2 separate regions of the Homo sapiens genome follow, and region 1 is linked to region 2. Evidence: chromatin loops called from intact Hi-C (ENCODE). Cell type or tissue: dorsolateral prefrontal cortex. All regions are shown on one strand. Links, peaks and the distances in the headings refer to the core of each region. The heading gives the core; the rest is flanking DNA.

What was found. Peaks named below come from ENCODE experiments on the same cell type or tissue, not always from the same donor. Only the 100,000 strongest peaks of a DNase experiment are listed, where the experiment ranks them.
Region 1: a loop joins it to region 2, with 9 times the contacts of the local background. A loop is called at or near these places in 73 of 110 quality-filtered maps.

What each region holds. Positions count from the first base shown.
Region 1 is chr11:123,633,977-123,650,032 of GRCh38, reverse strand. SCN3B (sodium voltage-gated channel beta subunit 3) reads left to right here. Exons shown (of 7, transcript NM_001040151.2): 3 at 4,283-4,446; 4 at 7,362-7,587; 5 at 11,709-11,847; 6 at 15,827-15,912. The coding sequence ends at 15,890. LOC124902777 (a long non-coding RNA gene) reads right to left here and starts at 11,494. Exons shown (of 2, transcript XR_007062929.1): 1 at 11,413-11,494; 2 at 8,559-9,066. In dorsolateral prefrontal cortex, for the core only: a CTCF peak has its summit at 8,874 (motif pointing left); a DNase peak (open chromatin) is centred at 8,902; H3K27ac peaks cover 1,378 bases.
Region 2 is chr11:123,699,607-123,715,662 of GRCh38, reverse strand. No RefSeq gene overlaps it. Among named protein-coding and RNA genes, the nearest start is that of ZNF202, 34 kb to the left of the region's middle. RefSeq lists enhancers at 12,832-13,332, 13,333-13,833. In dorsolateral prefrontal cortex, for the core only: a CTCF peak has its summit at 7,852 (motif pointing right); a DNase peak (open chromatin) is centred at 7,862.

The sequences.
Region 1 (16,056 bases), core at 4,870-12,869, 66 kb after region 2:
AGGGTTTCATAGAAAGAAGGGCAGTGGTGGACTGGGTGCTGTGGCTCATGTCTGTAATCCCGGCACTTTGGGAGGTCAAGGTGGGTAGATCACCTGAGGTCAGAAGTTTGAGACTAGCCTGGCCAACATAGTGAAACCCTGTCTTTACTAAAAATACAAAAATTAGCTGGGCGTGATGGCAGGTGCCTGTAATCCCAGCTACTCAGGGGGCTGAGGCAGGAGAATCGCTTGAACCCAGGAGGCGGAGGTTGCAGTAAGCTGAGATCATGCCATTGTACTCCAGCCTGGGTGACAAGAGTGAAACTCCATCTAAAAAAAAAAGAAAGAGAGAGAGACAGAGACAGAGAGAGAGAGAGGAAAAAAAGAAAGAAAGAAAGAGAAAGAAAGAAAAAAAAGAAAGAAAGAAAAAAGAAAGAAAAGAAAAAGAAAGGAGAAAGAAAGAAAGACAGTGGTGTGCTGAAGACTCAAAGGATGGAGAAACAGACATTACCTCTTGAAGCAAGGAGCAGCAAGTCATACTGCAAAAGGCAAGCAAACAGAGGTGGGGGAACTTTGTGGCCATTTTTCAATGTACTCTTCAGGATCATACGAGCAGAGTTCTCATGCCCTGAAACTAGATTTTGACCAGAAGGGAAGGAGTGGGACTTGCTCTATGATGATACCTTGGATTATTGTTGCCTTAGGGGCAACCAAGAAAAGAGAGGGGCTACCCCACTTTCTGCCATACCCCATTTGCCATCCTGACTGCTTTCCCTCCATTAACTATAAATGAACTAACTATGCTTCTATCTCTGCCATCCCATCTACTTGTTCACTAGAGCACATCACCTCTCACCTTTTCAAAGATGTTAATCCAGCAAATCATTTTCTTGCATTTCATTTCTTTCAAACTCCACCAGCTCTACTGTCATCTTCACCAAAACAAAATCGTCTTCCAATCCGATCCCTGTACCAGACCTCTTAACTGTTTTGATTCCACCCTTGTCCCTTTCACTTCATCAGTTTATTCCCAACACAGCATCAGATCATATGATCTTGTACAAATTAGATCCCATCATTCTTCCTCTCAGAACCTTCTGCTGCTCCATGCAAATGCCATAAACTCTAAGCAAATGCCAAGGTTCTAACATGGCCAATAAGACCTGCTGTGATCTGGCCCTCCCCATCCCTCCTACTACTTCATCCCCTTCTATTCTCACGTTGTTTGCTGTAATTTCCACATTGGACTGTTTGCTGTCTGTTGAGCATGACAAACACACTCCTTTGGGCCCCTTGAGCCCTTGAGTTGCAATTTCCTGTGTTTGACATGCCTTCACACAGATATGTGTATAGCTTGTATCCTCATTTCTTTTCTTCAGCGCCTGCTCAATGATACCTTCTCAGAAAGGCCATCCTCCAATGACCCTGTGCACACACTCTCTCCTGTTTTATTTTTTCTCACAGCACTTTTTACTATTTAATGTTGCTGTTTTCCCTCTCCCTCCATTGGAATGTAAGCTCCATAAAACAGGGATTCTTTTCTTTTGTTCTCTGGTGTATTCTTCGTGCTTAGAATAATGCCTGGCACCCAGAAGGCACTCAGTATATTTGGGAAATAAACGAAAGATAGAATAACATGAATAATGACATTTGTACAAAGCACATTCATGTAAATTAATCCATAAAATTCTCATGATAAACCTACTAGACAGATGTAACTTTCAGCATGATGTCGATGAATAAACTGAGTCCAGAGAGATTACATAGTACATCAAACCCAACTCTTCAGTTGCCAGATTCTATCTTCACCCTGCCTCTATAATTGTAACTGTGCATTCCTTGAGACTTCTTAGTCCACTTCTGAGTTTGTCAACATGAAATGAATGAATTTATCTTTGCCAGCTCTCATTAAATATGAATGTGCCTTGAGGTTCCATACTACACGGAGTTCTTGCTGCATACGCTCTACCCCTCTGCCCACTCACAAACTTTTGCGCAAACCACATTTCCTTTTTGTTTAATCAGATCTATAATCAATACTTCAGACTCATCATATGCTGAAGATGTTTCTGATCAGTTCTCCCTAGATGTGAGTCCTCTCTCCATTAACGTGGCTCACCATCTGCAGAAGCAATAGGTCCTCTTGAAGACTGTCAGATAAGACTCACCCAGCTTGCTGGAGAGTTGAAAACCCAATTACATTTATTTTACCTTGATGTTTACAACTTTAAGTTAATTCTAGTGCCACTAGTTTTTAAACTCCATGTTTTAAAATAAATACATTGCCTTCTAAGTCAATCAAACACAGTTTTTGGACTCAAAATTAATTTATGGCAGTGTCTTATTAAGCTCTAAATAAAACCTTCCTCTGCTTTTAGGAAAGAACGCTCTGCCAGGAGATGAACAGGCTGACCATTAACAGTGGACTAGTTTTTAAATGTAGTGTGTATTATTTCTTTTTTTTTCTGGGGGTTCTGTTTTTATTATTAATTCATGAAAAAGTAGCATCAGAAGGGATCTTCAAAGTCCTAATATAAGAATCTGCGGTGACCATCATGTTGTTTTTATTTTTTCAAGAGATAGGGTCTTACTCTGTCAACCAGTCTGGAGTGCAGTGGTGCCATCATAGCTCATTGCAGCCTCAAACTCCTGGGCTCAAGCAATCCTCTTACCTCCTGAGTGGTTGGGACTACAGTTGTGTGTTACCATGTTTGGCTAATTTTTATTTTATTTTATTTTTGTAGACTCAGGGGTCTCACTATGTTGCCCAGGCTTGTCTCAGACCCCTAACATCAAGCAATCCTCTCAACTTAGCCTCCCAAAGTGCTGGGATTGCAGGTGTGAGCCACAGCACCTGGCCTCGTCTTACTTTCAAATATCCCAAACAATGCTGTGTACACTCTCTTAGCATTTAGTTATTTGCATTTGTGAACAGCTCCAAAATCATAAAATTCTTTCTTTATTGCATTAAACTTATTTTTTTCTTATAACTTTTAGGGTTGGGCAGAATCAAATTTCTCTTCCATCTGCCAGCCTTCAAATATTTGAAGACAGATATGTTCTGTGTCCAAGCTAAGCAACTCGAATTCTCCCATTTTTTCCTCACCAGACTTTATCTCCAGATCCTTCACCATCTCCCTCACCTCTGGGCATGCACTCTTTGAACAACTTCCTTTTTTAAAATGTGACATCCTGAACTGATCATAATAGTCCAGATTTGTTCCAAAAACAGTGCCGAGAAACTACGCCTCCTTCCTCCTGCGTACTGTACATCTGTTAATGCAGCTCACATTTGCGCATGTTTTGCTGGCAGCCTTGTCCCGCTCAAGTTATTCTGAATTATCAAGCTGATATACTTGCCTCCTTTTAAAAAACAGACTTCAAGTTTCTAGAGGGCAGAAACACTAAGTCTTAGACCTCTGTGTGGCATGCAAGGTGTCCCACAATCTGACCCCGCTCCAGATTTTAACTTGCCTTGCTATACTCCTCTGCATAGACCATTGTTCCAGCTTAGTGGTCCGCTCGCCATTTTCTTCACTGCTGCTCCAACCTCCACCATGTGTCAGAATTACCTACAGTTTTCACACAACACAGATACAATTACATCTCTCCACGACTTTAAAACATTGGATACCTCACACTGGAAGGGACACACAGAGGTCTTCACAGCATGGGCCCTGCCTACCTTTCTAGCCTCATGTTTCACCATCCTTCTCTTCCTTTCTCCCCAGGCCAACTGGGAGTAACTAACTGCCTGTCTTCTAAGAACAGAATATATCATGAGTGTGTTACTTGCTGTGGTCTGGTTTAATCCTAGTTAGGAATATGTGTTCCCTATTGGATTATAAATGCATTTAGGGCATGGTTAGTGTTTTATTCATCTTTGCATCTCTAGTCTAGCATCAGACCTGGCAGAGAGTGGATTTTAATGAGTGGTGGTGGAATGAAGGGGGATGGATGGTTGCTGGGTAGGTAGATGCCCTGTCTCCCATTTGGGCTATAAGACTTAGAGAGCAGGGCTCAAGTATAATGTACGGTGCTGCATCTCCACTGCTTCCAGGGGAAGGATTTCAGTCAATGTCTAGATCATCCAGGTCTCCTCCAATGTGTACACGTTCTGAGCCTGTACATTCAGGGAGCGCAGGTGAAGGTGTAGACATGTGCACGTGGCTTTTTTCAGGTTGGCCTCATGACTCTTCCTTCTCTGTCTCTCTTCCCTCCCTCCTTCTTCTCCAATGTTTCTCTCCTGTGCCCCTCCCCCACCACCTGCTGTTCCTTCCCTGTCCATCTGTCCTCTCTGCAGTCAGTGTCTGCTTCCCTGTGTGTGTGGAAGTGCCCTCGGAGACGGAGGCCGTGCAGGGCAACCCCATGAAGCTGCGCTGCATCTCCTGCATGAAGAGAGAGGAGGTGGAGGCCACCACGGTGGTGGAATGGTTCTACAGGCCCGAGGGCGGTAAAGATTTCCTTGTATGTTAGACTGCTGACTCTGGCCTTTCTTCTGCTGGCCTCTGCTGTTCCCAGCCTGGCTCCTGACAGTCCGGGGGATGCCAAGCTAGCAAACACTGGCTCCTTCTCTTCCAAACACTGACAGATCCTCAGCAGATAACTGACAGCCTTAGTGAAGCCCCAGCTTCTGTGAGAGAAAGGGCACTGGGCCAGCTGCAAGCACCCTTGATTATGGGCTGGAGGAAGCAGAGGAAAGAGATATGCTATATTTAAAGCCTACTATGTGATAGGCGCCCTACCACACATTTTGCAGGTGTTTTCATCTAATCTTCTGTGCCATCCTATTATATGCATTAAATTCATAAAGAAATTGGAATAACACAAAGCATCATTATGTGAAATAACAAAGGTTAGCTCCTTTAACTCCTGCAGTCCCATTGAAATAGGAATGACAGGGATGACAAAGAGTGATCCAAGGGTGACATTCACCCGGGACACCCAGCACAGCCACATCAGTGAGTCAATTATGTCAAACAGTTCTCTCGTGGATACTTGCTGTGCCGAGTCTCCTAAGTGGCTGAACCCCCAGACTTATCCATGATTTGGAAACGAAGAGATTCGCTCCTGGCAGAGCTGGGAGTCTTCCAGATTCTGCTCCTGCACCATAGCCAGTGTCAGTTCTGGGTGGTTGGTGCCAGTGGCAAAGTGGTTGTATATGTGTGTGTATATATATATATGTATGTGTGTGTGTATATATGTGTGTGTGTATATATATATATATATATATATATATATATATATATATATTCTCTCTCTCTCTCTCTCTCTCTCTCTCTCTCTCAACGGGGTCTCCCTCTGTCACCCAGCTGGAGTGCAGTGGTGTGATCTCGCTTACTGTAACCTCCACCTCCCAGATTCAAGCGATTCTCCCACCTCAGCCTCCCCAGTAGCTGGGACTATAGGCACCACCACCATGCCCAGCTAATTTTGGTATTTTTAGTAGAGACAGAGTTTTGCCATGTTGGCCAGGCTGGTCTCAAACTCCTGACCTCAGGTGATCCACCCACCTCGGCCTCCCAAAGTGCTGGGATTCCAGGTGTGAGCCACCGTGCCTGGTCGGCTGTCATATATTTTGAATACCACCTTGGAGATGACCATTATTTACTCCTTCACTGACTGTGGAGCCAGGCCACCTGGGTTTGATTCTTGACTTCACACTTATTATCACCTCTGTGTCCTTGGACATGTTGGTCATCCTTTCTGTGCCTCGGTTTCCTCATTTTTAAAGTGGGGATATAAAGCATAGCCAAATTATAGGGCTGTTACCAGGACTCATGAGCTATAATTTTTAATGCATTAAAAATAGTTTCTGGAATATAGTAAGCACTGGTAAATGTTTGCTAGAGAAAAGATAGACACAGAAATGAGGAAACTGAGGCTCAAAGAAGTTAAGTTAATAACTAAGACAGCTTTGACTTGAGCCAGGTGGTCTAACAGCAGATACAAGGCCCTTTTTACGGCACTGCTTTGCCTTCCTGGGGGCAAGTTTCTCCTCCACAAAGATTTGTAACAGAGACAATGGAAGGGCGAAACTGGGTTTAGCTTGCTCTTCTTTCTCACTATCCTAAAGCCGAACCCATTTCTAACTCTAGCTTCTATGTGCCATTCTGATGCAGATTTGCAACCGTCTGGTACTAAGACTGGGACCAGCGGAGACTTCCCAGAGCCTGGCTCAGGTGTGACAGTGACACGTCAATGAAGCTGCAACTGAGGCTAGCCCCCAGCTGCAGGAGGCTGGATGTCTTGGCCAGATGCAAAGGCCCCCAGGGCCTTCAGGCCTGGTCATGTACCAGTGATAGCTGCCCACATTGCTTCCAGGCCTGCCCAAAGTGAGGAAAAGGTGGATCAGAAGAAGAAGAAAATGAAAAATAAAACGGCAACAGCAAAACATCCATGGAAATCCACAGCAAGGCTGTCTCATAGAAATGTTTGTGATGGTGGAAACCTTCTCTATCTGTGCTGTGCGATACAGTGGCCACCAGCCACATGTGGCTATGAATAATTGAAATGTGGCCAGTGCCACTGAGGAACTGAATTTTACATTGTATTTAACTTCTAAGAAATTGAATTTAAGTAGCTACATGTGGCTAGTGGAGACTAGAATAGCCAGCACAGCTGTAGAGAGAGAATGGCACATAGAAGCTAGAGTCAGAAATGAGTTTGGCTGTTATGTCAGAGGGTGGAAGTGTTGAGGAAAGAAATTTAAAAGATGATATTTTAGTTAAAATTCAGTCCAAAGCAAAAGATGTGACGTGTGCCTCTCTGGTGATGGCTCTCTGCTCATCTGCCATGCTTCAGCATCCTGGGCCTCCTTCCTGTGGCCTGGCCCAGACTGTCCTACAGCCCCTGATGAGTACCAGCACAGAGAGTCCAGTTTTAAAGCCAGGGCTTTCATATGTCTTCATTACTAATGAATCTGCCTGTCTTGCTGTCTCTACCTTGTTCTCTTGCCAGCGGCTCTGGGACACATCTTACTCTCTTGTTCTCTCTATCTTTTTACAATCCTGTCTTTCTCTCAATGTCCGTCTCCTGGGCTCCCATACTCTTCTCCCGCCTGCCTTTGTTCTCCCTCTTTCCACCCCTTTTTTTCTGCCAAGCTTCTTCCTACACGCCCGTGGCTGCCTCTGTCCTCACCACGTCCACATGCCCTGATGCCTGCTGCCTCTGCCTGTCCTTCCCTGTCTTTGCTCCCTTCCCTACCCTCCTCTGTGCCTCTTCATCCCACCCCCACATTCTGGGTCTCCCGGTGGCATTGTCCCCTCTCTTCCCTGTCCATGCACAATTCTGCTCCTTTTCTCTGCCCTGTCCCTAACTCGGCTTCCCCCCACTGCCATCTCCTTTCCTGGCCCTACCCTCTTCTGCTCCTCTATCTGCAGATTTACGAGTATCGGAATGGCCACCAGGAGGTGGAGAGCCCCTTTCAGGGGCGCCTGCAGTGGAATGGCAGCAAGGACCTGCAGGACGTGTCCATCACTGTGCTCAACGTCACTCTGAACGACTCTGGCCTCTACACCTGCAATGTGTCCCGGGAGTTTGAGTTTGAGGCGCATCGGCCCTTTGTGAAGACGACGCGGCTGATCCCCCTAAGAGTCACCGAGGAGGGTGAGGCTGAGGCACAGGGTCTCTAGGGCGTCCTGCTCTCTGTGGACAGGGAAGGGTAGGACAGCAGTTTTCCACGAGTGAGGCCCTTAAAGAGTGCAAAAACCCATGTATTTGGAATGGTGACATCTAAAAATGTCACCATTGACCCATCTTCTTCTGGTGGCCAGCTTCCTGTAAATTCCCTAAGCAGCTTGTCTTTCTGTGCCTTTCCTCAAAGCAGAAAGGCTTGGAGATGATAGAATGAGCTCTTCCTGGTCCCTTAGAGAAAGAGGCTAGCCTCCATGAGGCCTAAAGCTACTGATTCAGCTAGGCCTTCTTCTTTGGCCTATGTTGAATCCCTGACTCAGTGGGCTCAGAGAAATCTCATGAGGTTACCCGGAAGTCATCTCTCCTTCTACCTGTAAGCAATACATGCCTCTAAGCCAGGGGTTCTCAAACTTTAGCAAACCTCAAAATCTCCTGCAGGGCTTTTTGGAAGCCAGCCTTTCTGCTTTTGTCGGTGGAGCCTGAGAGTTTGCACTGCGTGACACACTGCCTGGCGGGCAGTGCTGCTGCTGGGACCACACCTTGAGAACCTCTCTCTAAACCAAAGTTTGACAATCTTTTTTTCTTTTGTCTTTCTTCACAGTAATCACACGTGCAACCTCTTCCCCATCTGTGGCATCTCTTATTACATAAATTCATTCCCTGCTGGGAGAAGGGGACAGGTTGATAGCTCTCTAGTCTTGTTTAAAATCTTTGGACTCCTACAGCTAGTTCCGTGTTCGTGAGTGGGAAGGCCTTTCAGCAGCCTAACTCAGGTGTTTCTGTTGCAACCGGAGTCCTGCATCCTGAGGGGGGAGTTCCAGCCTTTCTCAGTCTATCTCCAGCATTATCACTGCTAGTGAGCAGGCCAAAGTGTGGGGCATGAAGGAAAAGATCAAGTTAAAGACAGGGCTCTTCCTAGAAAAAAGGATCCAGGAATCCCAACCTCCAGGCCACAGGTTTATTCATTTTTTATCATGTCGTTGTGATAAAAATAATGAAGCGGAGATTCAGTCCTCAGAGTGAATGAACAAAGGAGAAAGAGACATAACGGATCAGACGATATGACTAAAATGGAAGGTAGGTCAATTCTGAAAGTGCAGAGGGACTCTCAGGGCTCCTGAATCCAGACCTGATGAGTCACTTCCCTGCTCGGAGCCCCGCTCCTCTGGTGTGAAATGAAGGGGTTGGCGGGGGGCTCTCTGAGGTACTCCCCTGTTCTGAAGTTCCTTTATCCCCCGTTTGTTACACGCCTTTCCTCTGGGGGGTGGGGCCCTGGCGCCCTCTCCTGGTCACCATCTGGAACTTTTGGTTGGTGCCCGCCAGACCTTAGCACAGTGCTCAGCCGTCTCCACCTCTGCTCTCTCGGGCTTTTGCCTCCAGACACCCTCGTGCATAGCTGGTGGGAAGTGTGGCAAGGCTGAGCTAGTTCGTCTGCCAGGTACCAGAGCAAGCCTCGGGTAAAAACAGAAGGAAAAACAAGTTTATTATCAGAGCCACAGAGCCTCGTGGATGGTCGGGTGTGAAGGAAGCGTGGATATCATTTATTTAATCCAGGGCCTCTGGATAAAGGGCAGACATCAGAATCGCCCACATTGGCGTCCTCCAGATGTAGACACCTCTGCAGCACCCTTGCAGGTGTGAGATCGGCAGGGGTGAGTGAGGTCATATGCAAGTTGATGACTCCCCAGGTGATTGGAGGGTGTAGCTCTGGTGCCCCTCTTTTTGTGGCTGGGAGAACAGAGTTCTCTGCAAGAGCAAGGGGCTTGCTCAGGGACGTGCAGCAAATTCGCGCTGGAAGCAGGGTGAAAATCCAGATTGTTCGCCTGTCTGGAGGGCTTGCTTTCCACTGTTTCTTTCCCCACCCCCACCACCCCAACCCCCTGCCACTTTTTCTTTTTTGCCTCTGTGACATCAGATACTCCCTGCCCTCATCTTGCTCAGAGCTACGCACCCACCCCACCATGACACCTGCCCATCAACCCCACATCTCCTCCATTCCTGTGGTCCCACAAGGTCTCCCTGGTTCTCTTTGTTCAAGTTGGGTTTATTCTGGCTTTGGCTGTCACCTCCTGGCCCTAAGGCAGAAACCTGAGGCCTCTTCACCTAGAGGTAACTAAAAATACTGAGGACAGCTTCCTGTATTGCCATTTGTGGGCTACTGCATTTTGAAAGAGAGAGCATGCTTTAAGCCAAACAAATCATAAATAATGCACGAGGTGGTAGCAAGGCGGTGAGATGTTTGAGCTGTACGGCATTCTCATGTGCCTCACGCTGCATCTATGACCTCTAGCTCCAGTTGGAAACCTGGGTGATCCTGGAGCCTTCGGACTGCTCTCTGGGCTGAAAGTTATGGCAGGCTGTGCTGTGCTCTTAACAACCAAGGACTTGGGGATGACTTAGATCCAATGGATAACTGCAGATCATAAATCTGACTTGCTGTTGAGAGCTGGCAAGGGGAGAGGTGGCTACAACATTTCTCCCACTAGCAAGGAGTAGATATATCAGGATATCTGCCATGTAGTATGTTTTAATGGTCCTTTTTGTTGATCATGAAACAAATAAGATAATATTTATTTTCACTCATTCAATAAGTACTTATTGAGCACTTTAAATATTCTAAGATTTATACAGCAGGCAGATAATCCAGAAATAAATATGTTCTCAATAAGCACACAGTCCACAGAAAAGAAAGATAAGCACAATACAACTCTTATAACAGATGGATGAGAAAAGTGCATGGAGGCCAGACGCGGTGGCTCACGCCTGTAATCCCAGCACGTTGGGAGGCCAGGGCAGGAGGATCACCTGAGGTGAGGAGTTCGAGACCAGCCTGGCCAACATGGTGAAACTCCGTCTCTACTAAAAGTATAAAAAATTAGCTGGGCATGGTGGTGGGTGCCTGTAATGTCAGCTACTTGGGAGACTGAGGCAGGAGAATCGCTTGAACCTGGGAGGCGGAGATTGCAGTGAGCCGAGATCATGCCACTGCACTGCAACCTGGGCAACAAGAGCAAAGCTCCATCTCAAAAAAAAAAGAGAAAAGAAAAGTGCACGGAGAAGGTTGTGAATAGCTCCGCATGAGAAGTTGGGGATGGTTTCACAAAGGAGGGGACCTCACAGGAATCTAGAACTACTGCGAGACTGCAAAGCAGGAGAGGATATTAGCACAGAACTAGCCGTGGGTGAAAGACACAATTCAGGAAGAGGGAAGAGGAAGAAAAGTTCACAGATTCTAACATACCACAGTGTGTAGCAGAAGTTTTTCTGGCCAACCAAATGGAAATGAGGTGAGAAAGCCCGGATTGTGAAGGCCCTTGCATGTCACGTGAACAGAGTTGGGGCTTCATCCTAAGGGGAGTGTGGAGCATTGAAGAGTTTTCAGCAGGGAAATGGCAGGATCCTAACTGTGTTTCAAAAGTACAGCCCTGGGGACAATGCGGTTGATACACTAAATCCTCCAATATTTATGTTTGGTTTTGGATGACCTGGAAGGTCTTGTTTCTAACCCAGACTTGTAGAGAACATGCGCATATCTCATGGAGGCTGTCTTTGTTGGCCCTGAATGAGTTTTCCAACGCTCTCTCCCCAGGAATACCACCCTCCACCACCGGCAGCTCAAAAGACAGAGGCAGTTGAAATAAGGCATGTTCCTTACATCTGTGTAGACTTTTAATCTCACAAGATGTTCTGAAATACATTAGATAATGTAATATTCACAAACCCCTGACTGGTGTTATTATCCTCAACCTACAAATTAAGAAACTGAGTCTCAAGTAAGGGAAATGGTTGTTTACACACCTGTAAATAGCAAAATGGACAGCCAGCTCTAGATATCTCACTTTGAGGCCAGGATTCCTTCCACTGCTCGGCTACTTCTTCCAGGCATCCCACTCCCTCTTCCCTGGCTCCTGAGCAGCTGATGACAGTCAGTGAGAAAGCCAATGGGCGGGAGAGTCAGGATTTGGAATACCTTTGACATCTTCTTGAGTTTCTTTACTCAGTCTTTATTTAAGCTGTACTTAAAAATATGGCTCCAATGACGGCTCTAGGTTTGCTGGATTTGCATATTCTGAACCTCATTCTCTTTCTTTCAGCTGGAGAGGACTTCACCTCTGTGGTCTCAGAAATCATGATGTACATCCTTCTGGTCTTCCTCACCTTGTGGCTGCTCATCGAGATGATATATTGCTACAGAAAGGTCTCAAAAGCCGAAGAGGCAGCCCAAGAAAACGCGTAAGTCCAGAGATGCCAAAGTAATAATGAAAGCTAGCACCTTCAGAATGCTTGCTCTCACAGGTGAGGTGCTAAGCAGTTTACATTCATCCTCCACCCTCTTCATGATCACTGCTTAAGAGATAGGCACCATTATTATACCCATTTTACAGATGAGAACACTGAATTTCGGAGAGTTGGCTTAAGGCAAACTCTTAATTCATTACGAAAAATTAAACATTTGCTTAATTCAAACATCACTTAGGAAACAAAGTGATGTTTGAATTCAGGCCTGTTGATTCTTGGCCAGCACACTTAACCACTAAGGCAAAGACCATCAGCTGCTACCACAACCCGTTAAAGTAATATTATTATGGCTGGGCATGATGGCTGTCACGCCTGTAATCTCAGCACTTTGGGAGGCTGAGGCGGGAGGATCACCTGAGGTCAGGAGTTCAAGACCAGTCTGACCAACATGGTGAAATCCCGTCTCTACTAAAAGTATAAAAAATTAGCTGGGCATGGTGGCACATACCTGTAATCCCAGCTACTCGGGAGGCTGAGGCAGGAGAATCCCTTGAACCTGGGAGGCGGAGGTTGCAGTGAGCTGAGATCGTGCCACTGCTCTCCAGCTTGGGTGACAGAGCGAGACTCCATTTCAAAAACAACAACAATAAAAGCCCAAAAACACAACAAAAAAGTAACATTATTATAACCGTTCTGTAAATGCCAAGCCGACTCATAGCAGCTTACCAAGGCACACAGATGGTAAGAGGAAAGGCTGAGATTTGAACCCAGGTCTCTCTAGTGCTAATGTCCATGCTCTTTCTATCTCATTGAACTGTTTGCTTTATACCATGGAGCTCCTCAGGCCATCTGGGCACTGCCCTTTGCTAGCAAAGGAGCTCCAAGCAACATGTTATTTCCCCTAGAGCCTGGCAGCGCTTAGATGTCCAGAGTGGGGACTCTAATCCTCTAAAGTCCAGCCTGTACCTTAGCCATTTGCTCAGAGACTCTAGTCACTTGAGGGTGAGCACATTTGAGAAACGGTGGGGTCTGTAAGAACAAAGAGTCTTAAGAGATCATGCTGGCTGGTTGTCTGGGGAAAGGAAAGATAGAAAAAACCCACAGATTTCTAGCAACATTGCTGAGGCAAACCGAAAACAGTCTAGGCTATTACCAGTTAGAAATGTTTGATAAAGAAAGCATCATTTTGGCCGGGCGCGGTGGCTCTCGTCTGTAATCCCAGCACTTTGGGAGGTCGAGGCAGGCAGATCATGAGGTCAGGAGATCGAGACATCCTGGTTAACATGGTGAAACCCTGTCTCTACTAAAACTACAAAAAATTAGCCGGGCATGGTGGCGGGTGCCTGTAGTCCCAGCTACTCAGGAGGCTGAGGCAGGAGAATGGCGTGAACCTGGGAGGCGGAGCTTGCAGTGAGCCGAGATCACGGCACTGCCCTCCAGCCTCGGCGACAGAGCGAGACTCCATCTCAAAAAAAAAAAAACAGAATAGAACAGAGAATGGAGGAGAGACAGTGTTCAGAGACAGAACGGCTGAGGGAGGGATGACTCTTCAGATTCAAGAAGCATAATATGCCCTGAGCAGGATGAATAAAATACATCTACACCTAAACACCAAGCATCTTTAAAGTGATAAATGGCAGCTACTAAGAGACCCTACAGCAAATATCATCTATGTGTTGAAACCTCAAGTGCCTGTAATATCAGGGACATATCAAGGAGACTGCCTCTCCCTGTTTCTATCAATATTGTGTTGGAAATCCTAGGTGAAGACCAAGTAAATACAAGGAAGAAAAAGACTTGGAAAGGAAGAAACTAAATTATCATTATCTATACCTACTATTTACATAGGATACCTAAGAGAATCTACAAAAATACTATTAGGACAAGGAAGAATATTCCACAAAATTGTTGATAGAAATCAAAATATAAAAATCACCTATATTCCAGCAACAAATTTAGTAACAAATTTAAATATTTAAAATATTAAAATGCTTTTAAAGTTACAATAGCAAGAAGTACTCCCCAGTTCCGGGGATAAATTTGACAAAAATATACAAGACATTTAAAGAAAAAGTTAGAAACCTTTACTGAAAGACTTTAAACGTAACTAGATGGAGAGTAAAACCTCACAATTGTAAACAATTTTCTCCCAAATTGATCTTCAAATTCAATGAAATCCCAATCAAAATGCCCATTAGATTTCTCAAAGAACTTAATAAGCTGATATTAAGTCACATGGAAGGCTAAGTAGCCAAAAATAGTCTTAACCAAGGGACAGCCAGATAATAAGTGTTTTAGGCTTTGCAGGCGCCATAGGTCCCTGTCATGTATTGTTCTTCTATTTGTTTGCAAACAACCATCCTTAGCTCTTAGGCCACAGTTTGCCCACCCTCGGTCTAAACCATTTCAAAGAAAGAGCAGTAAATTTGCAAGAGGTTGGTAGGATTTGTCTTATCGGAGATGAAGGTTTCCTTTGTTTTCTTTTTTTTTTTTTGAGACAGAGTCTCGCTCTGTTGCCCAGGCTGGAGTGCAGTGGCGCGATCTCGGCTCACTCCAAGCTCTGCCTCCCAGGTTCACGCCATTCTCCTGCCTCAGCCTCCCGAGTAGCTGGGACTACAGGCACCTGCCACCACGCCTGGCTAATTTTTTGTATTTTTTTAGTAGAGACGGGATTTCACCATGTTAGCCAGGATGGTCTCAATCTCCTGACCTCGTGATGCACCCGCCTTGGCCTCTCAAAGTGCTGGGATTACAGGTGTGAGCCACTGCGCCCAGCCAGATGAAGGTTTCTTACAGAGCTATCAGAATACAGAGTTTGTGATACTGCACAGGCATACGAAATGGACAAACAAAACAAAAAGCCACCAATCAGGTTAATGCATGTAGGAAAACCTGATATGTGAGAGAGATGACGTTACAGTGATTGAAGGAAGAATGAACTGCCCAGTAAGTGGTCTAGGGAAAATTCCTAATCTATATAGAAACAAAGAAAAACACAAAACAAAATTAGATTCCCCATCTCTCATACTAAACCAAAATAAATTATGAGGGGATTTAAACACAAAGTAAAATGTCAAACTTGAAAATTCCATTAAGGGAATATAAGAGACTCTCTTTATCACCATGCAATAGAGAGGATTTCCCAAATAAAATACAAAAGGCACAAATCCAAGAGGAAAAATAATTTTGATCACATTATATGTAAAGAATCAGCTGTTCATTAGAAGACTCCATAAGCAAAATTCCTAGACAAACAAGAGATTGGGAGAAATTGTCAAAACATGAAAGCATCAAAGGAAAATCAATGAGAAAAAGACAAAGATCTCAGAAGAACTGGAAAGCAGATGAACAAATTTCAGAAGCAGAAACCCAAATAGCCTGTAAACATGTGAAACAACTATAAAATATAATTTCACAGCTGTCATTTTGACCAACATTTTATTTTATTTTTGAGACATGGTCTCACTGTTGCCAGGCTGGAGTGCAGTGGTGCAATCATGGCCTCGACCTCCCAGGCTCAGGTGATCCTCCCACCTCAGCCTCCCAAGTAGCTGGGACTACAGGCACGTGCCACCATGCCAGGCTAGTTTTTTGTATTTTTTGTAGAGACAGGGTTTCACCATGTTGCCCAGGCTGGTCTTGAACTCCTGGGCTCAAGCAATTTTCCTGCCTTGGCCTCCCAAAGTGCTGGGATTAGAGGCATGAGCCTTGGCCAACATAATAATCTAACTAAATGCTGAAGACAACCTGGATAAATGAGAAGCTATACACTCCTGGTGGGTGTTCGTGTACATATATGGGGGAAATGATTATTTTAATCTGCAGAAAAGGTTGTTTTTCTCTTGAGAAACACAGCAGAAGGAAATGCAGAGCTGTTCTGTAGATCCTTGCTCCTGTGCCCTGCTCCTTCCCCATCTTGTGTTCCCACGCTGGGCACTGAAGCTCTGATTCCCTTTCCCTGTGTCCTCTATAGGTCTGACTACCTTGCCATCCCATCTGAGAACAAGGAGAACTCTGCGGTACCAGTGGAGGAATAGAACAGGAGCAGTGTGACATGAGGTGACCTACAGGAACATGGGAGGGGAAGGCAGATGTGGATGGCAGGTTGTACAAGTGACTTTGTTGCCCACAACTGAAGTGACTTTAAATTTGGTCCCTTAGGTCACTGTCTACCCTGCCTGGGGTCCCCGCCCTCAGGGTAAT
Region 2 (16,056 bases), core at 4,592-12,591:
AAGGGATTAGCATTGAAAAATATTTCATTCTGGGACAAAAGAAAAAGATGTTCAGGTGAACACAAAATGTGTTCAGCTCATAGAAGGGGGAAGGAAGGAAAATTAAGGCAATCTGTGACTGATGGTTTCTCTTTTTTTCTCCTGTGGTAAATGCTGTGGTCATCATCTGAAAATGAGGGATGTGGAATAAAGAAATGGGCTCAGGAAGAGAAGAGTTGGACTTAGGAATTGAGAGAAGGGGTTGGTTAATAATAACTAGGGAGGACTTCTGGGAGGATTTGAGGGTTCAACTAAAGTGTTATTAGGGAAGGTAGAATGGTCGGCTTTAACTGTGCAGCAAGCTTGAGATTGACTAGACACAACATCTGGCTCAATGGCCCTTCTCAAACCTCCTACAACCACTTTAACCCCTTGTGGCTTTGACTTAAGCTCTAATTTATTTTGTTAGGCTGGATTGTGTTAAGCTGATTAATAAAGTGAACTGACAACACCCTCACATCCCCTTAGATATTCATGTTTATTTCCTGGTAGGTTTTTGTTTTGTGTTTCTTGTTTTTGAAGAGTGGGTTGGGAGTTTCAACTAGTCAACTTTTTTATTTTTTGAGAGGACATGGTGGAGGAGTAATCATTTTCTGTGATCAGAACTATCATAAAGAGTACAGCGAAAGTTCAATCTAAATAAAAATACTGCTCCATCCATTATTCTCATATGAGAAGACTGTTACATGAACAGGGAAAATGATTGCACGTAATTGCTAAGCATAGGAAGCTTTGTTGCTAAACTGACCAACAAAAAGTTACAAATAATTATTGCTCTATATAAATACTTACTGCAGTGAATTTTCTTAATAAAAATCTGCCTGTAGTTTAATAGGGGGCATACCAACTAGAAGGCCCCAGAGTCAAGGAATTGTAGACTGTTAAGAGAGGCAAAAATGTATAGAGCACACCTAATGCAATCATTCAGAACATACAGTTCCTGTACTGAGGGATGAGTTTCTTCGTTTTTCTTTCATGCATCCAGAAAGTATGTAATAAACACCTATTGTTGGAGGTGTTAGGGAAGTAGCAGTAAACAAAAGAGACAAATATCCCCACACTCATGGAGCTTATAGTATGGTGAGGAAAGACAGTCAACAAAATAAAGCATTATTTAAATTATATCACATATTAAAAGGAAAAAAAACTGCCAAGAAGAAAAATTAATCAAGGAAAGTGGAGAGGAAGTTCCACGGATGGGTGAGGGGATAATCCAGGAAGGCTTCACTGGGAAGGTGACATTTAAACAAAGATGTGAAAGAGTTGGAGGAGCAATTTAAACAGCTATTCATGAAAAAGCATTCCAGAGAGTGAATAGCTAGTGTAAAGTCCCTGAGACAGAAGTGTGCTTGGTGAGCCTAGAACCCGGAGAGAGAGGGGAGAGCAATAGGAGATGCTCTTAGAGGGGCAATGAGGAGCCAGATACATGGGCTTGGAACAATTGTGTCTTTGATTCTGATTAAGATGGGGAGCCACTAGAGGGTATTGTTCAAAGAACTCACATATCATCTCACAACTATAAATATGCTGATAGCTGAGAATAGATTCTTGGCAGTTCAGGAAGAGACCACTAAGACACCACTTGGCAGGCTAACACAGTAATCCAAGCGAAACACATGCACAGTCTGGATAAGGAGCAGAGCAGTGGAAATGATGAGAAAAGGTAGAGTTCAAATCATATAATTAAAATAGAATTAACAAGATTTGCTAGTAAATGTGAGATTTGTTGGGGGGTGGGGAAGATGAGTTAAAGAGAATTGTATGATTTTGGACTGAGTAAATGGGCAAAGGTGGACGCCATTGATTAAGATGGAAAGATAGTAGGTGGAATACATCTCTTTAGCATCATCGGGAGTGTAGTTTGGACATGGGATGTTTGAGATGTCTATTTGACATTCTAGTGGAGATGTTATGTAAATAGCTAGCTATAAGAGTCTGCGAGAAAACTGAAACTGGACCCCTTCCTTGCACCTTGTACAAAAATTAAGTCAAGTTGGATTAAAGACTTAAACATAAGACCTAACACCATAAAAACCCTAGAAGAAAACCTAGGCATTACCATTCAGGACATAGGCATGGGCAAAGACTTCATGACTAAAACACCAAAAGCAATGGCAACAAAAGCCAAAATTGACAAATGGGATCTAATTAAACTAAAGAGCTTCTGCACAGCAAAAGAAACTATCATCAGAGTGAACAGACAACCTACAGAATGGGAGAAAATTTTTGCAATCTATCCATCTGACAAAGGGCTAATATCCAGAATCTACAAGGAACATAAGCACATTTACAAGAAAAAAACAACCCCATCAAAAAGTGGGCGATGGATATGAACAGACACTTGTCAAAAGAAGACATTTTATGTGGTCAACAAACATATGAAAAACAGCTCATCATCACTGGTCATTAGAGAAATGCAAGTCAAAACCACAATGAGATACCATCTCACACCAGTTGGAATGGCGATCATTAAAAAGTCAGGAAAAAACAGATGCTGGAGAGGATGTGGAGAAATAGGAACACTTTTACACTGTTAGTGCAAGTGTAAACTAGTTCAACCATTGTGGAAGACAGGGCGGCGATTCCTCAAGAATCTAAAACCAGAAATACCATTTGACCCAGCCATCCCATTACTGGGTATATACCCAAAGCATTATAAATCATTCTGCTATAAAGAGACATGCACATGTATGTTTATTGCAGCACTATTCACGATAGCAAGGACTCGTAACCAACCCAAATGCCCATTAATGATAGACTGGATAAAGAAAGTGTGGCACATATACACCATGGAATACTATGCAGCCATAAAAAAGGATGAGTTCATGTCCTTTGCAGGGACATGGATGAAGCTTGTAACTATCATTCTCAGCAAACTAACAGGGACAGAAAACCAAACACTGCATATTCTCACTCATAAGTGGGAGTTGAACAGTGAGATCACATGGGCACAGGGAGGGGAAGATCAGACCCTGGGGCCTGTCAGGGGGTCGGGGGCAAGTGGAGGGAGGGCATTAGGAGAAATACCTAATGCAGATGACAGGTTGATGGGTGCAGCAAACCACTATGGCACGTGTATACCTATGTAACAAACCTGCACTTTCTGCACATGTATCCCAGAACTTAAAGTCTAATAAAAAAATTAAAAGAGTCTGAGAGTAGGATTATAATATCTGCCCATTCATTAAACATTCATTGTGTACTTACTAAGAGCTCTGCTTCCAGGGAATTCATGAACTGGTGGGAAAGACTGGTCTCTAATGTATGAGATGTGCTACAGTAGATATATTAGAGAGCATATAAAAGGGATGGTCAAGGCCAGGCACAGTGCCCCATGTCTGTAATCCCAACACTTTGGGAGGCTGAAACAGGTGGATTGCTTGAGCTCAGGAGTTCAAGACCAGCCTGGCCAAGATGGCAAAACCCTGTCTCTACCAAAAATACAAAAATTAGACAGGTGTGGTGTCACATGCCTGTAGTCCAAGCTACTGATGAGGCTGAGATGCAAGGATTTCTTGAACCTGGGAGGAGGTTGCGGTGAGCCAAGATCAGGCCACAGTGGCACTTCAGCCTCGGTGACAGAGTGAGAACTTGAAAAAAAAAAAAAAGAAACAAAAAAAGGAAGGAAGAAAGAAAGAAAGAGAAAGAAGAAAGAAAAAGAAAGAAAGAAGGAAAGAAAGAGAAAGAAAGAGAAGGAAGGAAGGAAGGAAAAAGAAAGAAAGAAAGAAGGAAAGAAAGAAAGAAAGAAAGAAAGAAAGAAAGAAAGAAAGAAAGAAAGAAGGAAGGAAAGAAAGAAAGAAAGAAAAAGATTGGTCAACTTTGCCTAAAGAGATGATTCAAGTAACAACAGAGGCAGAACAGGTAGTGGTTAAGAGCACAGGCTCTGGATTAATAAACCTACGGACCAGGATTTGAATCCTACCTTCATCACTTACTAGCTGTATGACCTTGGGCATGTGAGTTCATCTTACTTCATATCTCTAAGGCCTCTCATAAGTAAAACTGAGATATTAATAGATCTCTTAGAAGCCAACATTTTTTATTAATTGTAACCAAAACCTGAACTCAGCTGCCCTGGTTCTGGCAAAATAAGCCAAATCACCAAAGTCAGGACTTGCAGTTTAAAGAATTACCACTAGAGGTCGACTCCCAGTGCTGGAAGCTCGCTCAGTCCACAGGGACTCTAACTCTGCAAAACGGTGGAAATAGGGAAATGTCTGGAATTATAAATTTTTGAAAGCTTTTTACTGCTAACCAGTGAGGTTTTTGGACCCAAACTCCTCATAGGCAATTAAGCTGTGAGGCAATGTATACAACTTGCGGCACTCTGACATGAGCAATCTAAACAAGTAAGTAAAAGTGATCAGAATGCCTGAGGTGCTGAAAAACACAACACCATGCTCAATTTCTTGACCTTTTGTTGTTGTTGTTTTACTTGAGATGGAGTCTCGTTCCGTCATCTGGGCTGGAGTGCAGCGGTATGATCACGGCTCACTGCAACCTCCATGTCCTGGGTTCAAGCCATCCTCCCACCTTAACCTCCTGAATAGCTGGGACTACAGGCATGTGCCACCACACTTAGCTAATTTTTTGTATTATTTGTAGAGACAGGGTTTCATCATGTTGCCCAGGCTGGTCTCAAACTCATGGGCTCAAATGATCTGCCTGCCTTGGCCTCCCAAAGTGCTGGAATTACAGGCATGAGCCACCACGCCTGGCCAACCTGTCTTCTTATTACACCAAAATCCCATTCATCCTTTCTAGAAGTGAATATAAGTTGGAATGGGCAGGGGGAAGGGATTAGTGCCCTCACTAAAGCCAGTACCCCAGCATCTGTTCTTCTTCCTGAAAGTGACTGGCCACCATTGACCTAAATCAGAAACCTATGATTTGTCCCAGATTTTTCTTTTTCCCTTGCTCTTCATATCTATCAGTGATACTAATTCTAAACTAACCTTAACGAACTGCATCTGTGCCCCTCTCTCATCTCTCCTCCCTCACTTTCAGTGCATTGACTGAGGCTACACCATGTGAATTATTACCATGGCATGCTAACAGAATTATTGCTTCCAATGGTACCATGCCATAATTCATCCTTCATATGGTTGCCAATAAATTTTTAAAATATTTATTTGTATCTGCTACTTCTCAGGTTAAAAGCTTCCCAGCATGTTGAAGATGGAATGCAAACAGCTCTGCATGCATGCCCTTTGCTCATGCAGCTCCTATTGTCCATCCCCCACTCTTACCCACTCTTGCTGGATAATTCCTTTTTATTCTTAAGACTTCATCCAAGAAGCAAGCTCTCATATTTCCTTCATATACTTCTGTCATAGCCCTTTACATATGTTAATCATCTGTTACCTTTTCTCTTGGAAGGCAAACACTGTCTTTCATTGTTTTTTGCCAACATCTAGCAGAATTTTTGGTTTATATTAGGAAATAAATAAATGTTTGTTGCATTGTAATGTCAGAAGAAGTCTAGGAGAATGTGTAAAAGTCGGGTGATGGCTTGGTGCGGTGGCTCACGCCTGTAATCCCAGCACTTTGGGAGGCCGAGGCTGGCGGATCACAAGGTCAGGAGATCGAGACCATCCTGGCCAACATGGTGAAACCCCATCTTTACTAAAAATACAAAAATTAGTTGGGCGTGTTGGCACGTGCCTGTTAATCCCAGCTACTTGGGAGGCTGAGGCAGGAAAATCACTTGAACCAGGGAGGCGGAGGTTGCAGTGAGCCCAGATGGCACCACTGCACTCTGGCCTGGTGCCAGAGCAAGACCATCTCAAAAAAAAAAAAAAAAAAAAAACTTGGGTGATGAGGTCATAGACACTTTTTGTGAACTGCTGTGAAGAAATTCAAGAATACATCTGCTCACAAGAAGCATCAGAGGAGGCCAGGCGCAGTGGCTCACCCAAGTAATCCCAGCACTTTGGGAGGCCAAGGCGGGAGGATCGTTTGAGCCCAGGAGTTCCAGACCAGCCTGGACAACATAATGGGACCCCCGTCTCTACAAAATAATTTTTCAAATTAGCTGGATGTGGTGGCACACAGCTGTGGCTCCAGCTACTGAGGAGGCTGAGGTAGGAGGATTGCCTGAACCTGGGAGGCTGAGGTAGGAGGATTGCCTGAACCTGGGAGGCTGAGGTAGGAGGATTGCCTGAACCTGGGAGGCTGAGGTAGGAGGATTGCCTGAACCTGGGAGGCTGAGGTAGGAGGATTGCCTGAACCTGGGAGGCTGAGGTAGGAGGATTGCCTGAACCTGGGAGGCTGAGGTAGGAGGATTGCCTGAACCTGGGAGGCTGAGGTAGGAGGATTGCCTGAATCTGGGAGGCTGAGGTAGGAGGATTGCCTGAACCTGGGAGGCTGAGGCTGCAACGAGCTATGATAGTGTCACTGCACCCCAGCATGGGTGGTAGAGACCCTGTCTCAAAAAAAAAAAAAAAAAGTATAAGAGGAAAGGTGCAGTATCATATCTCCCAGTGCTTAAAATATTGCCAGCCTAAGACACCTACTACTGGCCTTTATCAGAAGCGTATTGCCACCCCAGCCTATGTCCTCCAACAGTGTGACAGTGACTGGGAGGTCACGCCCATGTGAGCTCTAGCCTGTAACCTGGACAGAGACTTTACCCATGGGCACTACAATGTTTCTAAACCTGATCAAGCCAGGCACGGTGGCTCACACCTATAATCCAAGCACTTTGAGAGGCTGCGGTGGGAGGATCGCTTGAGCTCAGGAGTTCCAGGCCAGTCTAGGCAACATGGTGGGGACCCCATATCTACAAAATAATGTTGTTTTAATTAGCTGGGCATGGTGGCACATGCCTGTAGTCCTAGCTACTGAGGAAGCTGAGGTAGGAGGATTGCTTGAGCCTGGGGTTGAGGCTGCAGTAAGTTGTGATCACACCACTGCACTCCAGCCTGGGTGACAGAGCAAGACCCCGTCTCAAAAAACAAACAAATAAACCTGATCAATCCATTGTTACCATTTGTCTTGGTGGTGGATTGAGGAGCAGTGAGTAGAGGGAAGAAAGAGTTGAGAAGAGCAGTGAAGTTCGCCACCTCCTCCCCACCTCAGTACACTTTATGGAAAAGTATTTTCAACTAGGGCCATCTTGTTCTATGTGTAACCCTAATAGAAGCTGGGGTCTCACATGGCCTACCGTCTACAGCAGCTTATACTCAAAGGAAAATATACCAAAGTTCCAAATCCTTGAAAAATTATATATATATTTTTACTATAGGTTTTCTTAGAGCAGTCACACTTTAGGACACACACGTTTGGGTTTATAGTACCTGTGACAATGCCTGGTACAGAATAAATGCTCAATAATATATGTTGAATGATGAATGAGTGAGTGAACGAATGAACGAACAAACACCTATTTTAAGGCATTTATTATAATACTCCAGGCTGATTTTTTTGTTTCTTCCTTACTAGCCTATGAGCACCTTATATCTCTTGAATAAACTTCAGGACTAGAATATAGTAAGTACTTATTGTTTCATCTATGAATACAGCACCCAACTCTTGAAAATGTAAACAATTACTAAAGAATTTAGTTTAGTGAATTGTTTAGTAATTGTTTAGTAAAGAATTTAGTCATTGTGGAACTTTTTCTGTTCCACAAGTTTGCACTTTAAATTGAGTTTTTAAAAATGAAAGTACATATAGAAAATATTTTTAAAATCAAGTATGCAGAGGCAATTTGCAATATATACATATTTTTTAAATCGTACATAAGAGAAAGCTCACATGGAAAACAATGAATTATCCAGCCAGCTGGCTTTGCATCCTCCACATCTCATTCCCTGCAGACACCAGATGGCGACATTTTGCCATGATCTGCTGAGTCCTAGACGTTTGACAATGTATTCAACGAATGTATAACATGAGTCTTACGTTAGGCACTAAGAATTCGTAAATGAGTGACGCACAGACCTTGCATATCAAAGGGCTTATCATCTATTTGGAGAGTAGATAGATATACGGATAACTTAAAAGCACAATTAGTATGATACAAAATAATAGCTAACATTTTTGAGGTGCAAGGGACCTGAATAGGCACTTCACAAGTGAGGATATCGAAATGGACAAAAAGCGCAGGAAAAAGTAATCAACATTTTTAGTCATCAGGAACATGCAAATTGAAAGCTCAATGAGATACTACCCTATTGCCACTAGAATGACTAAATGAAAAGAATTCAGAAAACCCAGTGATGGTGAAGCAGCTGAGCAACTGGAAACCTTTCACACTGCTGGGAGGAATGTAAACTGTTACAAGCACTTGCACTGCTTGTACTACCAAGAACTGCTTGGTAGGATCTACTAAAGTTAACCTTACAAATACTCTATGCCCTAGCAATTTCACTGCTGGGTGTATATCAACGGAAATGAGTGCTTACATAAACCAAAGACATGGGTAAGTAGCTCATAGAAAATTATTTTTTTAACAGCAAAAAAAGGAAGCAACTCAAATGTCCATAAATAGTACAGTATATAAATAAATTGTGGTATGCAATAAGTGGAATGTTATACAGCAATGAAGACCAAAATGTTATTGCTACTTGCAGCAACATGAATGAATCTCACTAAAAATATAATATTGATTGAGAGAAGCCAGACTCTAAAGATCACATAATGTATGATTATATTCATGTGAAGTGGCCAGGTGTGGTGGCTCACACCTGAAATGCCAGCACTTTGGGAGGCCAAGGTGGGCGGATCACTTAACATCAGGAGTTCAAGACCAGCCTGGCCAACGTGGCAAAACCCTGTCTACTAAAAATACAAAAATGAGCTGGGTATGGTGGCACAGGCCTATGGTCCCAGCTACTCAGGAGGCTGAGGCATGAGAATCACTTGAACTTGGGAGGTGGTGGTTGCAGTGAGCCAAGGTCGTACCACTGCACTCCAGCCTGGGTGACTGAGACTCTGTTTCAAAAATTAGATAGATAGATAGATAGATAGATAGATAGATAGATAGATAGATATGATAGATATAGATGATAGGTATAGATGATAGATAGATATAGATGATAGAGATAGATATAGATGATAGAGATAGATAGATAGATACACACATACATACATACATACATAGATGAAGTTTGAGAACAGGAAAAACTAATCTATGGTGATAAAGGTCAGAATATTGGTTACTTTGGTGGGAGTTGGATATTTACTGAAAGGGAGTAGAAGTGAGCCTTCTGTTGTGCTAGAAATGTTCTGTATCTTGTTCTAGGGGTTGTCACAGAGGTATATACAGATGTAAAGATCTATTGAGGTGTATACAATTTGGACACTTCACCACATATAAATTATTTCAACAAACAAGTAAATAAAAAGAAAGCAATAGCTTAACATCACTGAATATTTTTTAGAGGCAAGGCATTTTATCTACATATAAATTATCTCACTTAGTCATTACAATAACTCTGTGAGGGATGCTCAGTTACTAACTCCAGTTTACAAACTGGGAAGCTGATGTTTAGGGTGCTAAGTACCGTGTCCAGGTGTCCATCATATGCATACGGCCGAGGAAGAAGACAGGTCAGTGTGGTTCCAAAGCCCCAGCAATAGTCCATTATTCAGATGTTTTCCCATTTTCACAAGGCCCAGTGGGAGTGATGAATTCTGGCTTATGGGAAAGTTGATTAACAAGGACTTCAAAGAAGAAGATGATTCATTTATACCAAACAATAAACTGAAATGTTTTGTTTCCTTGCTTCCTACTAGAACTATAGAATCCTGGATTTGGAAGGGGATGTGGCAATTGTCTGGTCTATCCAATCTCTTCATTTTCTATGTGAAGGAATTAAAGCTTAGAGTGGTGACAACACTCATTTAATGTTAGCAAAGGCCAGGGCTAAGGTCAATTGGAAAACAGCTGATTTTAACCAGAGAGGTTACAAAATTTGAGGCCACTCAGAAGTAAGTGGCAGAGCCAGCAACTGAATTCAGGCCACTGTGTGGTAGAGTCCTGACTCCTAGCCCAGTGTCCCATCCACCACCCCAGCTTGCCTCTAAAATACACTGAAAAGTCAGTCAATTAGAAGGGATTGGCATGATCTTGGTCGACTGGGGTGGGAGAGGTGGGCATGTGGAGACAGGAAAAGATACATTCAACACACACCACAAGCCAACAGCTCAAGGGTAGCAGGGAAAGGAACAGAGGTCTAAGAAAAGCAAATTCAAAGGGAAGGGATTTTGGCAGCAAATATTAGGACCATGTCCTGGCCAAGATAGAGTAGGCTCTCTGCCTGTGTAGATGGCTCTAGGGAGTGGAGGGAGCACTGATTTTGAACCCATACTCACCCAGAATGAACTTCAAGAGGTCCCTTGACTTTAGTGAGCTTAGGAAATTCAACACAACAGTTATTTTAAAAATCAGAGAATATACTGCTGTTCGAATAGGATAAGTGGATATGAAAAAAGTAACTGAAAAGCAGTAATTTTAAGAAACTATCGGCCAGGCACAGTGGCCCACACCTGTAATCCCAGCACTTTGGGAGGCCGAGGCAGGAGGATTGCTTGAGCCCAGGAGTTTGAGACCAGCCTGGGTAACATGGCAAGACCTTGTCTCAAAATAAATAAATAAATTTAGATAAATAAATTATTTTTTTAAAAAAGCAAAAAAAATTACTTCTTATGAAAATTGTACCCTCAAATACATAAAAAGGCCTTAAACTCCAGGCTACAGGAACTCCAAGAAAGGATGGTGTCGGTGGGTTGGCAGGTGGGGATTCAGACAGGGAGACTAGTCTGCTTGCCCTGTTGAATCAGGCCAAATCCAAATGCAAACAAATCACACAAATAATTGGTTATTGCCAGCCAATGAAAGACAACTTTGAGTAGAAAGAAACCAGCACTGGAAAACCATCTAATTTCAGCCAAGGAATCATTTCAAGACTTGAATTTAGACTTGAAAGAAGAAAAGCACAGTTTCAGCAAAGCTCAATTAATGTATAAAAAATCCAACTTGGATTGAATTGTAGGCCTGTCTCAGCACTAAGGTAAGATGCTTATCTGGCCAAGGCGCCACAGCCCAGAGACAACAGCTTATGCCAGCTCCTCCCCCTCTTTCCACTCTTTCTACCAGCCCCTCCCTCTCCTCCAACAGAAGTTCCTGGTTTTTCCCACACCTTTTGTGATTCTTGTCCACTTCTCAATGTCCCATTTCATTTACGAGTGGCCTAATATACCGATGGCCTTTGTCTTGGTACAGGTGTCTTTGCTGAATCTTTTCCTGCATTGTATTCTTTTACTATGGCAGCTATGACAAATTTGGTGGCTTAAAACAGAAATTTATTATTTCTTAGTTCTAGGAACCAGAAGTCCAAAACCCATTTCACTGGGTTGGAATCCAGGTGTTGGCACGGCTGCCCTCATTCTAGGGCAAGCTTGTCCAAACTGTGGCCCTTGGGCCAAATGCAGCCCAGAACATCTTTGAATGCGGCCCAACACAAATTTGTAAACTTTCTTAAAACATAACGAGACTTTTCTGCGATTTTTTTTTAAGCACATCAGCTATCATTAATGTTAGTGTATTTTATGTGTGGCCCAAGACAATTCTTCTTCCAATGTGGCCCAGGGAAGCCAAAAGTTTGGACACCCCTGTTCTAGGGGCTCAAAGGGAGAAGCTGATCCTTGCCTCTTCCAGCTTCTGGTGGCTGCTGGTGTGGCATTCCCCGGCTGTGGCTGCATCGCTCCAAACCCTTCCTTCACCTTTACGTGGCATCCTGCTTCAGGTGTGTGTCATCTCCCTTTTGCCTCTCTTGTATAGAGACACTAAATGGCATCCTGGTCCCATCTGGATAATCCAGAATAATTCCAAAATATTTAATGAGATTTGTTACCATGTAAGGTAAAATTAACTCTTTTTTCAAATGTGACAAGTTCCAGGGGTTAGGACAGAATCTCTTTGGGTAGCCATTATTCAGCCTATTACAGTTTTCAGCCCTTAGAACCAAAAACCTGAGGGTCATCATTAACTGCTGTCTTTCTCACACAACCTACATCCAATCTATCAGCAAATGTTATTGGTTCTATCTTTGTAAAAATCCCGAATCCTGCTACTTCTGTCCACCTGGATCCATCATGAGCCTGAGCCACTCTCACTTTTGGCCTGGACTTTTGCAATGGCCTCCTAATGGATCTCCCTGCTCCTTCCCTGAGCTCCTTACAATCTCCATGGCCACGGAGATAATTTTAAACATAAATCTCATTGTGTCATTTCCCTTTTCAAAATGTTCCAACAGCTTCACATCATATTTAAAATAAAATCCCAGCCAGGCACGGTGGCTCATGTCTGTAATCCCAGAACTTTAGGAGGCTGAGGCAGGAGGATCCCCTGAATCCAGGAATTCAAGACCAGCCCAGGAAACATAGCAAGATCCCGCCTCTACACAAAGGACAAAATTAGCCAGGAGTGGTGGTATGCAGCTGTTGTCCCAGCTACTTGGGAGACTGAGGTGGGAGGTTTGCTTGAGTCCAGGAGAAAAGGCTTCAATGAGCCATAATCATGCCACTGCACTCAGCCTGGGTGACAGTGAGATTTTGTCTCAAAAATAAAAGAAAATCCCAAGCCCTTACATGGTCTGTGTTGCCTCTGCAACTCCATGTTACGTCTGCTTTGCTCCTTGTACTCCAGGTACACTGGCTTCCTACTGCTCATCAGAAGTGCCATGCCCCTTCTTATCTCAGGACCTAGCACTTTCTCCTCCCTCTTTGGGGCCACTCTCCCCCAGAGATTTCCACAGCTTGCTCCTTGACTACGTCTCAGTGTCTGTCATTTCCTCAGGGAGACCTCTCCTGACACCCAGCTTAAAACAGCATTTCTGTCACTCTCTGGCTCCATATAATCATTTTCTTTGAGACACTCAGCACTATCTCACATTATATCATGTATTTATTTGTCTGATTGCTTATCTCCAAATCCCCCCCGACCCTTCAATTAAAACATTAATTTCCTGGGAGCAGGGAACATGCCTCTTTTGTTCACCACTGGATCTCTAGTGCCTAGAACAGTGCCTGACACAGAAAAAGAACACGTTAAATAATTTTTGAATGAATACATGAATGGATGATTGAAAGATTTCAGGGGGTGGATGGCTGGAATGTGAAAGGAAACTCTTAAAAGGGACTGCCCTCCGCTTCCCCACCACAAACCCAAATCATTTTAGTGGTGATTCTTCCAAGCTTGAACAACCCTGCCTGCTGCAGCTGAACGTCAGCCAGAGGCAGCAACTGCAGCCGCCCCCATCTCAGCTTTCCGGCCACCTCCCAGGGGACGTGGGCAGGGAGGCCACGTGGCAGGAAAAGCGACCTAGGAGAGCAGTTAGTAAGGGACTGTGTTTGTGTTATGGCAGCTGCTGGCACATGAAAACTCTATGCGTTAAAAGAAGTACAACCTATTGGGATTCTCTGCAAGTTCTTAGCAGGAAAATCTGCATTCGTTGCCCCACTTGGAGCAGTAGTTGGAAAAGACTGGAGCCACAAGGCCAATGCCATTTGCACCCCTTCCAAGGGCCTCTGTGGCGCATGGGTCCAAACCTAGTGCCTTCTTTCCACTTCAGACACCATTCCCACCACCCCACCAGCCCCTAAAAAGAGCAGTATTTGCCAGTGGCCAATAGAAACCAACATAAAATAGAGAAGCCATGTCACATATTCATGAACAACCTAGATTTTAGAGGCAAGCCTCAATTAGAATTCCCAATGTGGATTGCTGGTGTGTGTACTTGGATGAGTCCTTATCCATAAAATCAAAATAATGTCTATCTCTTACGAATGTTATGAGGAGAGAATGTTCTAGCCCAGCACAGGACCAGCATGGTTATCTTTGGTTGGCCTTTATAAAAGAATGGAGGGCAGGGAGGGAAGCAGTAATGGTCAGCGTGCCAACATTCTGAGACTTGCTTGGCATGGCAGTAAAGCCATAGAACCACAGAATGATGGGGTTCAAAAACACTTGGGAGATTAAAAACAACAATCACCACAATAACAAAAAAAAACTTGCATTTTATTTATTAAAAAAAAAAAAAAAGTGCCTATAATCCCAGTACTTTGGGAGGCCGAGGCAGGCAGATCACCTGAGGTCAGGAGTTAGAGACCAGCCTGGCCAACATGGTGAAACCCCATCTTTACTAAAAATACAAAAATTGGCTGGGTGTGGTGGCAGGCACCTGTAATCCTAGCTACTTGGGAGCCTGAGGCAGGAGAATTGTTTGAACCCGGGAGGCAGAGGTTGCAGTGAGCTCAGATCACGCCATTGCACACTAGGCTGGGCAACAAGGCAAGACTCCATCTCAAAAAAAAAAAAAAAAAAGTAACTGGGCCTAGAAAGATGAACCGATTTGCCCAGAATCATACAGCTAGTTAATGGCAAAGCCAGGGCTAGAACCCAGACCTCAGACCTCTGGCCTTTGGCCCGTACTGTTGCTCCTTGGGGTTTTCAACAGCCTGGTTGATTTGTGAGTCCTCCTGCCTTCACCACTGCCCAGGCCTCAAACCACACAGTTCAGGACCAGCTCTTACAGCAGATGAGATCAGACCCAGCCACAGCCTCACAAGGCCGGCAAGGACTCTGCCCCCAAACCCAGTTCTCTAATTTTTCTTCCTCCATCCATTATAGCCTGTGAGCCTCAGACTCCTTGCTCCCCGCCCCTTCTCAGTAGAACACCTCAGTCACGTGGCCCATTGGCCTGTTGTGAAATAAAACATTTCCTGGAGGTGGAATGCTGAGAAACTGCAATGTCAATCTGAGATCCCTGTGCTCAGGTGGCAACAAAAACACTCAAGGTAGTGGGTTTCCCAGCTTAGGTCTTTGTAGGGCATGTGCCTCAGTCTCTTCATCTATAAAATGGGGATAATAATATGAACTCTTTCATAGGGTTTTCTGAGATTGTGACTTGATACATGTAAAGCATTCATGGAAATATCTGGAACCAAGCAAATCTTCAATATTATCTTATTATTATTATTAGAAAATTAGCCTCCCTCATTCCCCTTGAAAACTGGCACAAGACAAGGATGCCCTCTCTCATCACTCTTATTCAACATACTGTTGGAAGTTCTGGCCAGGGCAATCAGGTAAGAGAAAGAAATAAAGGGTATTCAAATAGGAAGAGAGGAAGTCAGATTCTCTTTGTTTGCAGATGACATGATCCTATGTCTAGTAAACCCCATCGTTTCGGCTCAAAAGCTTCTTAAGCTAATAAGCAACTTTAGTAAAGTTTTGGGATACAAAATCAATGTGCAGAAATCACAAGTATTCCTATACACCAAAAACAGACAAGCAGAAACCCAAATTATGAATTAACTCCCATTCACAATTGCCACTGAGAATAAAATACCTAGGAATACAGCTAAAACGGGAAGTGATGGACCTTTTCAAGGAGAACCACAAACCACTGCACAAGGAAATCAGGGAGGACATAAGCAGATGGAAAAACATTCCATGCTCATAGATAGAAGAATCAATAACGTGAAAATGGCCATACTGCCCAAAGCAATTTATAGATTCAATGCTATTCCCATTAAACTATTATTGACATTCTTCACAGAATTAGAAAAAACTATTTTAAAATTCATATGGAACCAAAAAGCAGCTCACATAATTAAGACAATTCTTAAGCAAAAAGAACAAAGCTGGAGGCATCATGCTAACCAACTTCAAACTATACTACAAGGCCGCAGTAACAAAAACAGCATGGCACTGGTACAAAAACAGGCACATAGGCCAATGGAACAGAGTAGAGAACTCAGAAATAAAACCACACATCTATGATCTTTGACAAACCCAACAAAAACAAGCAATTGGGAAATGCATTCTCTATTTAATAAATGGTGCGGGGAGAATTGGCTAGCCATATGCAGAAAATTGAAACTGGATCCCTTCCTTACACCTTATACAAAAATTAACTCAAGATGGATTAAAGACTTAAATGTAAAACCCAAAACTATAAAAACCCTAGAAGAAAATCTAGGCAATACCATTCAGGACATAGGCAT